2 separate regions of the Homo sapiens genome follow, and region 2 is linked to region 1. Evidence: read pairs that join two places in POLR2A ChIA-PET (ENCODE). Cell type or tissue: PC-9. All regions are shown on one strand. Links, peaks and the distances in the headings refer to the core of each region. The heading gives the core; the rest is flanking DNA.

Evidence for each region. ChIA-PET counts read pairs that join two places held together with the same protein. Peaks named below come from ENCODE experiments on the same cell type or tissue, not always from the same donor. Only the 100,000 strongest peaks of a DNase experiment are listed, where the experiment ranks them.
Region 2: POLR2A ChIA-PET joins it to region 1 with 24 read pairs; 4 of 35 experiments call an interaction of 5 or more read pairs at or near these places.

What each region holds. Positions count from the first base shown.
Region 1 is chr20:50,490,234-50,495,605 of GRCh38, reverse strand. No RefSeq gene overlaps it. Among named protein-coding and RNA genes, the nearest start is that of PTPN1, 17 kb to the left of the region's middle. In PC-9, for the core only: no CTCF peak of the experiment used is centred there; a DNase peak (open chromatin) is centred at 2,425; H3K27ac peaks cover 1,908 bases.
Region 2 is chr20:50,630,875-50,636,246 of GRCh38, reverse strand. All of the region lies in intron 1 of RIPOR3 (RIPOR family member 3), which reads left to right. Among named protein-coding and RNA genes, the nearest start is that of RIPOR3-AS1, 12 kb to the left of the region's middle. In PC-9, for the core only: a CTCF peak has its summit at 159 (motif pointing right); a DNase peak (open chromatin) is centred at 156; H3K4me3 peaks cover 472 bases.

The sequences.
Region 1 (5,372 bases), core at 90-5,089:
GCTCTTTGCAAGCTCTGTTTCCTGGGATCAAGTGATTCTCCTGCCTCAGCCTCCCAAGTAGCTGGGATTACAGGCATGTGCCACTACGCCCAGCTAACTTTTTGTATTTTTAGTAGAGACAGGGTTCACCATGTTGGCCAGGCTGGTCTTGAACTCCTGACCTCAGGTGATTCGCCCGCTCAGCCTCCCAAAGTGCGAAAGAGATAAATACCCCAGCTCCTTGCTTCTCAGGTATGGCAATGTGGAGGCATGGCCCTTACATGGGTGGGTTTGAGCCCCACTGGCCCACATGCTCATTCATGTCCCTTCCCAGACATTATTTGAAGACATTATTTGAAGACATCAGGAGCATTTTTACTGTTTAAGCCACTTTGGATTGGCTTGCTACTTGCAGTTGAGAGCATGCTAACTGGTACATGGTCTTTGTCTTCTGTCTCTATCTTCCTGTAGCCCTATGGGTCTGAAGTTCAGCCATATTCCTTCCCCAGAGCCCTAGTTGCCTTGGAAGTCAAGATCTTTTAGAAGCCACCTGCATCAACTTTTCACCACTGTCCTAAATCAGAAACTTCGTGGTCACTTCCCCACTCCTCACCTGCTGCCTCCAAGGATCTCCTCAGGAATAAATTACTTGCATTTAAATCCTTGTCTCAGAGTTGGCTTCTGGAGGAACTCAGATGAAGATGGCAGACTTATCACTTTTCCTTTTGTCTAACTAAAAGGCTTCAAATAGAAATCAATTATTCAACTGATTATGAATCCAAAAATTTCTGGCATATTTGAAAGAGCAGATCATCCCGACTTTTAGTCCTCAAGATATCAAAAATATTGCATCTCCATCTAGCACCTCCCCCCCCATTACACACCTGCTTTGTGCTAGGCACTTTACATGTGCAACAGGATGATGTTAGGGGTGCTCTGAGTCTCTTGGCCTAAGTTCAAAGGTCATTCAGCAGTTGGGGTCAGCCACCTTCCTTCACGGCTCGCTGTGGAGCCATTTCAGCAGAATGGCAGCCCATCCTTATGCCCATTCTACCGTGGGCGTCAAGGAGAAGGGGAAAGAGAGCACGTCTTGCTTCTCCTGCTCCCCCTACCCATTGTCCCAGCTCCAAGCCACTAGAATCATGAGTCTGGCTTGAACTGGGTGACATGGGGCCAGGGGATCTAAAAGAACTTTGAATCAGATCTGAGAATGAAGTTTTTTCCAAGGAAATTTATATTGAACTATAAAACACATACAGAAAAGTATATGTGTGTACATGCACACAGATATATCATAAGTGCACGGCTCAGTGAATTTCCCCAGACTAAACATGCTCACATAACCTGCACCCAGATCAAGATACAGAACTCTCCCAGCCCCTCAGAAAGCTACCTAGTAACCCTCCTAGTCACTACCCTTTGCCAAGGGTGACCACTATCCTGCTAACACCCTGGATTGCTTTTGCCTGTTTTTGAACTTCACATAAATGGAATCATGCCGTGCATGCTTTTTGGTGTCTGTCTTCGTTTGTTCGACATCATGACCATGAGACTGGGTCTCGTTGTGCTTCACTGGTTGAGACTGACATTCTAATTGGAGGAGATTTGGGTTTTAAGACCTGAAATAGACAGCTTTGGTAACCAAAGAGTCAGTCAGGCATGCTATGGAATTGTTGAGAGGCTGGTTGAGGAAGCCCATTCTTTAATAGCTCCGTGACTTTGGGCAACTCATTTAAGTTCTTTTTTCTCTATTTCTGTAAAATGGAGATAACTATTGGTCCCTACCTCAGAAGCTCATTGTGAAGATTTGGTGAGTAATATATGCCAAGAGCTTAGGCAAGTGCCTGGCACAGAGGCGGGGCCACCTGGGAGCTTGCCGCTACCTCTGCTCCTGCCTCTACTACCACTACTCTGTTATTCTGATCATTCCCCAGAGGGAAAAAGGAAATTTCAACAGAGACCATTTGGTAGCAATTATTGTAAAAATAAAGTGGTTTCGTAGTTACACCTCAACAAGTTGAGACGTACCCCTGAACCAGTTAGACATGTGTCACCTCAGTTAAAGTTCACATCAGCCCTGAGAAGTGAATGCTTGTTTGACAAATGAGGCAACTGAGGCTCAGAGGGAGAAGCAACGCACTCCCTCAACTCACTCCCACAGGGTTACAGAGCGAGCTGGTGGTGGAGCCAGGGTCTCTGTGACCCTGTGTGCTGTTCTCCTTGCCCTTTTACCTAATTCTCCTGCTGGAGCTGGTGGTCCTTAGGATGCACTGGGATGACCCCATTGGACTGCCTTTGGCATGACCTTCTAAAGCATGTGGTGCTGCTTTAGAACTTATCAAAATATTTTCTGTGTGGATTTCCCATCAGCCTGTTCACATGAGGCTTAATCTTTCTTGTGGGTCTCATAAGTAGCACTTTATGAAATACCAGGTGAGTCAGTCATACTCAGCAAACGAGTTTTATGATGACTAAGAATGTTGGGGCTTTTTGCTGAAATTAGCCAACTGAGGTAACAGAATTCTTCCATTGCATATCACAGAAATTGGTTCTGGTCAGGCCGGGTGTGGTGGCTCATGCCTATAATCCCAGCACTTTGGGAGGCCGAGGCAGGCGGATCTCCTGAGGTTAGGAGTTCAAGACCAGCCTGGCCAACATGGTGAAACCCCATCTCTACTAAAAACACAAAAAATTAGCTGGGCCTGGTGGCGGGCGCCTGTAATCCCAGCTACTCGGGAGGCTGAGACAGGAGAATCGGTTGAACCTGGGAGGTGGAGGTTGCAGTGAGCCGAGATGGCGCCACTGCACTCCAGCCTGGGCAACAAGGACGAAACTGCGTCTAAAAAAGAAAAGAAAGAAAGAAGGAAAAAGAAACTGGTTCTTACCAACAGAAACAGAAAAGGAATTTGTTAGAAGGATATAAGGTGCTTTTTAGAAATGGAGCAAGAAAGCTCTGAAACCAAGTTTAGAAAGAATTGGCCACATGATGCGCTGGGGGATCTTGCTGGCATCAACTCACGAGTGTGCTCTTCAGCTCTGAGGGTGCGGCACTCAGGACGCTTTGGCTGCAAGTAACAGAAAACTCAACTCAACCTGGCTTAAGCAGTAAGGGAGTTTATTGTAGGAAGGGCAACACCAAGGTTGGTTGATTCAGAGGTTCAAGAATGTAATTGAGATCCAGGGTTCTCTCTCTTTCTTCCCATTACTATCCATGTGTTGGCTTTATCTGAAAACTGGTTCCCTGTGGCTGCAAAACGGGGCACGCTGCCAGTAGTGATTATGACGGTAAGATCATTTGCTAAATCATCCAGTGCGAAAGAGAGGGAGTGTCTCCCCATAGCTCTCTCTTGAGAGTAAGGAAATGTTACTGCCAGAAGTCCCCAAGAAATCTATCCTGGTGTCTTTTTTTTTTTTTTTTTTTGAGGCAGGGTCTCACTGTGTTGCCCAGGCTGGAGTGTAGTGGCGTGATCATGGCTCACTGCAGCATCAACCTCCTGGGCTCAAGCAATCCTCCCACCTCAGCCTCCTGAATAGCTGGGACTACAGGAGTGCACCACCACACCCAGGTAATTAAAACTTTTTTTTTTTTTTTTTGTAGAGACAGGGTCTCACTATATTGTTCAGGCTGAACTTGAACTCCTGGCCTCAATGATCCTCCCACCTCAGCCTCCCAAAGTGCTGGAAATACAAGTGTAAGCCACTGCAGCCAGCTCCCCTGGTGTCCTATTGGGCAAAACTGGCTTGGGCCTGTTCACTCCTGAACCAATCATCAGCAAGAGGCACAAGGGATGATTTTGGCCCCCAGGGGACATTTGACAACGTGTGAAGACATTTTTGGTTATCATAACTAGGAGAGGTGCTAGTGGCATCTCGTGGGTAGAATCTGGGGCTGCATCTATATATCCTATAATGGACAGGACAGCTCCTTCCCATCCCTTGCACACAGAAAAGAATGAACTCTCCCCAAATATCAACAGTCCTGATATTGAGAAACCTTGGCTTAGACAAATCAGGCACATCCCTGCTCCTGGGATATAATAGCCTGGTGAGAGTCATCCACAGTTTCCACTGCAAACTTTCTTTCAGAACTTTTTTTTGTCATTCTGTTTGAGATTGAAATTTCAGAGAGGGTTTGTTTGGCTTGGCCTGGGTTACATACCCATTTACAGAATAGTAGAGGACAAGGCACTGTGGTTGACCTGAAGCTCCTCCACAGGAAGCTTGGGATACTGGCATGGGAAGTGGAACGGATGTTAAACAAGCAACAACAACAAAAAAGCCCACCTCAACTGGGATGAACTTCCTCAGTGACATTCCTTACAAAGAAGAGGGAGACATCCTGGAATGATATGGGGGAGGGGTGGGGAGAGGGACAGTATGATATATATTAGCTTGACTTTATTATTTTTGTGTATATTTTTGGAGATGGAGTCTTGCTCTGTTGCCAAGGCTGGAGGGCAGTGGCACGATCTTGACTCACTGCAACCTCCACCTCCCGGGTTCAAGTGATTCTTCTGCCTCAGCCTCCCGAGTAGCTGGGATCACAGGCATGTGCCACCATACCCAGCTAATTCTTGTATTTTTAGTAGAGACAGGCTTTCACTGTGTTGGCCAGCCTGGTAGCTTGACTTTAGAGATGACTGTCATCAATTCCTTCCCTCCCCATATGTGTGTGCCACTCCTCCTTGAGATAGGGGGTCTAATCCTCAGCCCCCTTGAATTTGGCCTGGGCTTGACCTTGTGACTGTTTTGACCAATAGAAAATAGTGGAAATGATGCTGGGTCAGTTCTGGACTTCCTGCTCCAGTAGCCAACTGCATGAGAGACCCCCATGTGAGAGCCACTCAGCTAAGCTGTCAACCCATAGAACTGTGAGTGGTATAAATAATTGTTGTTTTTAAGCCACTAGCCACTAGGTTTTTTTTTTTTTTTTTTTTTTTTTGAGACGGTGTTTACGTCTGTTGCCCAGGCTGGAGTGCAGTGGCATGATCTCGGCTCACTGCAGGCTCCGCCTCCCAGGTTCACGCCATTCTCCTGCCTCAGCCTCCCGAGTAGCTGGGACTACAGGCACCCGCCACCACGCCCAGCTAATTTTTTGTATTTTTAGTAGAGACGGGGTTTCACCGTGTTAACCAGGGTGGTCTCGATCTCCTGACCTCGCGATCCGCCCACCTCGGCTCCCAAAGTGCTGGGATTACAGGCGTGAGCCACCACACCTGGCTTAAGCCACTAGGTTTTGAGGTAGTTTGTCATGCAGCAATTGATAACCAGAAAAATACATCAATATAATATACATATAAAATAAAGATATTTCTATTTTCATATTTACTAATTGTATTAGTTCATTTTGCATTGCTATAAAGGAAAACCTAGCCTGGGCAACATGGTGAAAC
Region 2 (5,372 bases), core at 156-5,155, 140 kb before region 1:
GACTTGTCAGGAGCTGTCCGCTGAAGGCTCCTGAGATTGTGGGTCTCAGCCTGGCCATCCCATCCCCAATCATCCAGGGGGAGGTCTGTTTCTTTTACCACAAGAAACACTGCTTGGCTGGACTCCAAGTCAACGTCATGGATCAGCCCCACCAGGCCCAGCCGGGAGGGGGCGCAGCTGAGCTGCCTGGGAACTGTCGCGGTCCGCAGGCCCCAAGGGGGCCCACAGGGGCTGGGGCTGCAACACCCTGAAGCCAAAAGAGGTTGGGCTTGATTTTTCTCGGCCACCACCCAGGGCTATCTTTCTAGCTTGGCAGGTCCCCCTCCCAATCCTATTTCCATTCTGGGGCCTCTTCCCCGCTGGAGGAGGTCTGGCTCCTGGGAGGGGGGCGTGTCCTCAGCAGAGCTGCGGGAGCAAGCACAGCGGAGTCCCGAAGCCAGGCTTTGGAGTCCAGCGCGCCCCGGTCCAGTTTCAGCTCTGGCATTTCCTACCTGTGTGACCTCGGAGGACTCATTTCCGTCCTCTCTGAGCCTCGGTTTCCTTCTTTTCTTCCTTTCCTTTTTCCTTTCCTTCTTTCCTTCCTTTCCTTCTTTTGAGACAGGGTCTCACTGTGTTAGCCAGGCTGGAGTGGTGCAGTCTCAGCTCACTGCAGCCTCGACTTGCTGGGAGGTCTCTAATGATCCTCCCACCTCAGCCTGCCGCAGTAGCTCGACTACAGGTGCACGCCACCACATCTGGGTAATTTTTGTATTTTTTGTGGGGACCGGGTCTCACTATGAGACCCAGGCTGGTCTCGAACTCCTGGGCTCAAGTGATCCGCCCATCTCAGCCTCTCAAAGTGCTGGAATTATAGGCGTGAGTCGCCACGCCTGGCATGAGCCTCGGTTTCCTTATCTGCAAAATGGGGATAGTAATAGTACTTGTCTCATATGGTGTTGGGAGAATGAAATGAGAATTTTAAGTCCTCAGAGCAGGTAGCAGGCAGTGCTGGCTACCCAAGGGTCAGAGGCAGGGCCACCCATCATCCTCAACAGCTGCTGCAGCTTTTGTAAATAAAGTTTTACTGAAACACAGCCATGGCATAATTCCTTTACATAATGTCTGCAGCTGGTTTTGCTCTAAAATGCTAGAACTGAGTAGTTGTGACAAAAACTGTATGGCCTGAAAAACCAAAAATATCTACTATCTGGCTTTTTGTTTGTTTGTTTGTTTTTGAGATGGAGTCTAGCTCTGTTGTCCAGGCTGGAGTTTAGTGGCTTGATCTCGGCTCACTGCAACCTCTGCCTCCCGGATTCAGGTGATTCTCCTGCCTCAGCCTCCAGAGTAGCTGGGACTACAGGCATGCGCCACCACGCCCGGCTAATTTTTGTGTTTTTAGTAGAGACAGGGTTTCACCATGTTGTCCAGGCTGATCTTGAATTCTTGACCTCAGGTGATCCACCCACCTTGGCCTCCCAAAGTACTGGGATTACAGGTGTGAGCCACTGCGCTCAGCCTTTCTATCTGGCTTTTTACAGAAAACATTTGTCCATCTTTGCCTTAGAGTCTAGCACATAGTGGTTATTAGTATTAGTATTACTGTTATTATTCCAGCACCTTCCTCTTGGGCTGCACAGCCTGGTGAAGTAGGGGAAGCAGCGTCAACCTTTCCTTCATTGTTTTCTGGTTCAATAAAGATGTGTTATGAATCTTCCATGCACCTGGTCCCTGCCTGCAGGGAGCTCCCTGTCTAGGATGGAGAGATAGACAAGTCACCATTCACAGTCCACTATAACAGAGGAGGTCAGGGGCATCCAGAGGAAACACCAGACACAGCTAGGAGTGGGGAGGTGTCCAGGAAGGCTTCCTGGGGGAGGGGACATCTGGGCTGAAAGATGAGGAGGGTTTAGCCAGGAAGCCAATCCATGTGGCCATGGCACGTGGAAGAAGGAAGAGCCAGACTTCAGTTTGAAAAATGAGTGTCCTGGTCAGGCGCGGTGGCTCACGGCTATAATCCTAGCACTTTGGGAAGCTGAGGTGGGTGGATCGCTTGAGCTCAGGAGTTCGAGAACAGCCTGGACAACATGGCGAAACCCTATCTCTACAATGAATACAAAAATTAGCTGGGAATGGTGGTGTGTGCCTGTAGTCCCAGCCACGTGAAAGGCTGATGTGGGAGGATGGCTTGAGCCCAGCAGGTGGAGGTTGCAGTGAGCTGAGATCGTGTCACTGCACGCCAGCCTGGGCAATAGAGTCAGACCCTGTCTAAAAAAAAAAAAAAAAAAAAGAAAAGAAAGAAAGAAGGAAAAGGAAATAAAGAAAGAAATATGTGTGTCCCTGAGTCGCCTCTCACCTCTCAGAGCCTTTCTTTCCTCATATGAAAAATGGGGCCATTGAACCTCACAGTGCTATGAGTGATGAATCCGCTGTCAGGTTCTGCAGGTCTGCTCCGAGCCTTAGTTTCCCTCCTTCGTCGTCCTCTCTCTCACACTGAGCAGGAGGACCTGGGGCTTGTTTTGAGCTTTGCATCGGGAGGAACTGCTTAGCAATTGTCCTTCTCTCTGACCTTGAAGTGGAGTGACTGGGGTGAAGCTCCAGGAACGGCCCAGAAGGCTTCTGATGGGAAGGTGCAGAGGGAGGGGCCGGGGAAGCCCCTTCCGGCTCCAGTGCCCAGGCTGGCTCCGGAGTACGTCTCAACTACTCACCTTTGGGAATCCCTCCCTACTCCGTCCTTATTCTCTTGCCTGGCTTGGCTGGGGGGATCAAGCAGTTTGAGCAGCTTCTCAGGCCCTGCATAGGTGCTGATAGGGGTAACAGCAGTGAGGAGCTCATACGTGTTTAACAACCAGCAGACAGAAACCCTAACTTGTAGAACTTGCCGCTTTCTGTGGTGTAAATACGTTTACTGTGGCTGATTTCAAACCACCAACGTGATGTCAACAGGCTCACAAAATTCCTGAACATTTAACAATTGACTATTTTTTGTTTTTTGTTTTTTGTTTTTTTTAGTCAGAGTCTTGCTCTGTTGCCCAGGCTGGAGTGCAGTGGCATGATCTCAGCTCACTGCAACCTCCACCTCCCAGGTTCAAGTGATTCTCCTGCCTCAGCCTCCCGAGTAGCTGGGATTACAGGCGCCTGCCACCAAGCCTGGCTAATTTTTTGTATTTTAGTAGACGGGGCTTCACCATGTAGCCCAGGCTGGTCTTGAACTCCTGAGCTCAGGCAATCTGCCTGCTTCGGCCTCCCAAAGTGCTAGGATTACAGGTGTGAGCCACTGTGCCTGGCCCAGTTGACTGTTGGGAGCTGGTACAAGCTGGCTCAGCACAGCACAGGAGGGGACTGTAGGGGACCTCTTTATGGGGGCAGGGGCAAGGCCCCAGTGCAAGGCTCTCCTGACCGCAGGTAAGACAAGCTCTGACATCGGGCATCCTCGGGTTCTAAACCCAGTGCTCAGGTGCCCTGCTGGGGCTCCTGGGCTAGTCTCATCACCTCTCTGAGCCTCAGTTTCCTCATCTATGGAATTAGATCATCAAAAGCTCCTGCTCTTAAGAGGGTTGTATGGATTTCATAATTTACATAAAGCATTTAGTGCAGGGCCAGCTTAGTAATGAGCACTTGATGAATGATGCCTCAACTTCCCCATCTGTACACAGCACTGCTGGGCATGGGTTCATAGCTGTTCATGGATTCGTAGCCACTCATGGGGCACCAGGCTTGCCACACAGCGAGTGGTCAGCAAATGCTTGCCACCTTCCTCCATCCGGGCTAGAAGCCGCTCACTTCTCACTTGGCTCTCCCTGGGTCACCTGGCTTATCTGGGTCACCTGGCTCACCTGCAGAGCTGGGGTCTTAGCCAATTGCACAGAGACAGCCAGCTCTTCCGACATGTCTCTTGCACACTGTGGGCTCTCGGGACATGCTTTCCTTGGTCCTTCCAGCAGTCTCCGTGGGAGGTTCTTTCTGAATTCCCCTTTTACTCTTGTGATCACTGAGGCCCAGAGCCTGAGTGGCACAGTTGGGATTTGAGCCCAGGTCCACCTTCTTTGTTGCCAAGCTTTCCTATGTACGGCACATGTGGGGCTGTGGGGTGGGGGATATATGGGAGGAGGAGGCTTGTGGAGGCTGCACAGATCTGCCAGGAGGTGCAGTAGTAGATGCTGGGCAGATGTGGCTCGATACAGGAAGTTTTTCCAGGCAGAGACCCCCAAGTGAGCAGAGGTGTAGTGGGGTGGACTTGGCCCCTGGGGGAAAGAGATGTTGGAACATGGGGGTCTCATCGTGCAGGAAGATGAGGTGGACTGGAGCTTTTTCGTAGGTTTTGTCTGGGCAATGGGGTCCCTGGAATCCTTGGATTGACACCACCCTGGCAAAGGAGCAAAGTATGAAACTGTAGCAGCAGAGATTTAGGTTAGATATGAAGCAGAACTTTCCAGCTGCCCTTGCTGGAAGATGCTGACCTATATTCCCAAGGGATAGGGTGGCATTTTCTCAATCTAGAGATGGTTTGGAAAAAAGAGAAGACAGCCAGGGCTCGGGGTTGGCCCCATTGCAGGGCGGGTCGGAGACTGGGCAATGGATCGGGGTGGAAGCAGCCCTTGACACCAGCAGTCTGGCTTCATGTGAATTGGACTTTTCCACCCCCTGCTGAAAGCCCTCCCATGGCTCCCAGTCACCCTTGCCCCATTGTAAGGCCAAGCCCCTGCTTGGGGCTACCAATGCCTCTTGGGACCTGAGCCCTGCCGGCCTCTCTGACCTCGTCTTTAGCCCACTGAGCTTCTTGCTGTTTCTGGATGACACCAAGTCCCCTCATGCATCCTGGCCTTTGCCCAGGCTGTTCCCTCGGCCTTAGACACCCTTCCCCTTCACCCCACGTCAGCCTTCCTACTCAGCTCTTGGGCGCCTCTTCATGGCTGGGTCAGATTCCCCCTGGGACCCCCATAACTCCAGCATGGACTCTGTATCGTAACTGTTCGGCAGTAGGTGGGCCTCCCTGCTGGGCTGGAGCCCTTGAGGATGGGGGGACTTGGCCTGCCTTGCAGAGTTCACCTGTGTTAGGTGCTCAGGGAGGGCTGGAGGAGGGGAGAGGAGAAGCTCGGGGGGTGAGAGGGCTGTGTTCAGGAGGTGCTGTCCCCTTGCTCTGGGAGGCAGCATTGCCCGGCACTAAGGACCTGAGCACAGAGTGCAGAGTACAGACACCTGGGTTCGAATTCCATTCCCATCACTGTCCCCCATCAGGTCCCCTAACCTCATGGGACCTCAGCTTGCTGACCTGTGAGCTGGGCACAGTACCAGCCCCCACAACACTCTGGGGCCATTGTGAGGTCTGTAGGTGTTGGTGGAAGGTGGCTGGCCTGCGGACGGCACTCGCTGGATGGTGATGCCAGGCTGACTCT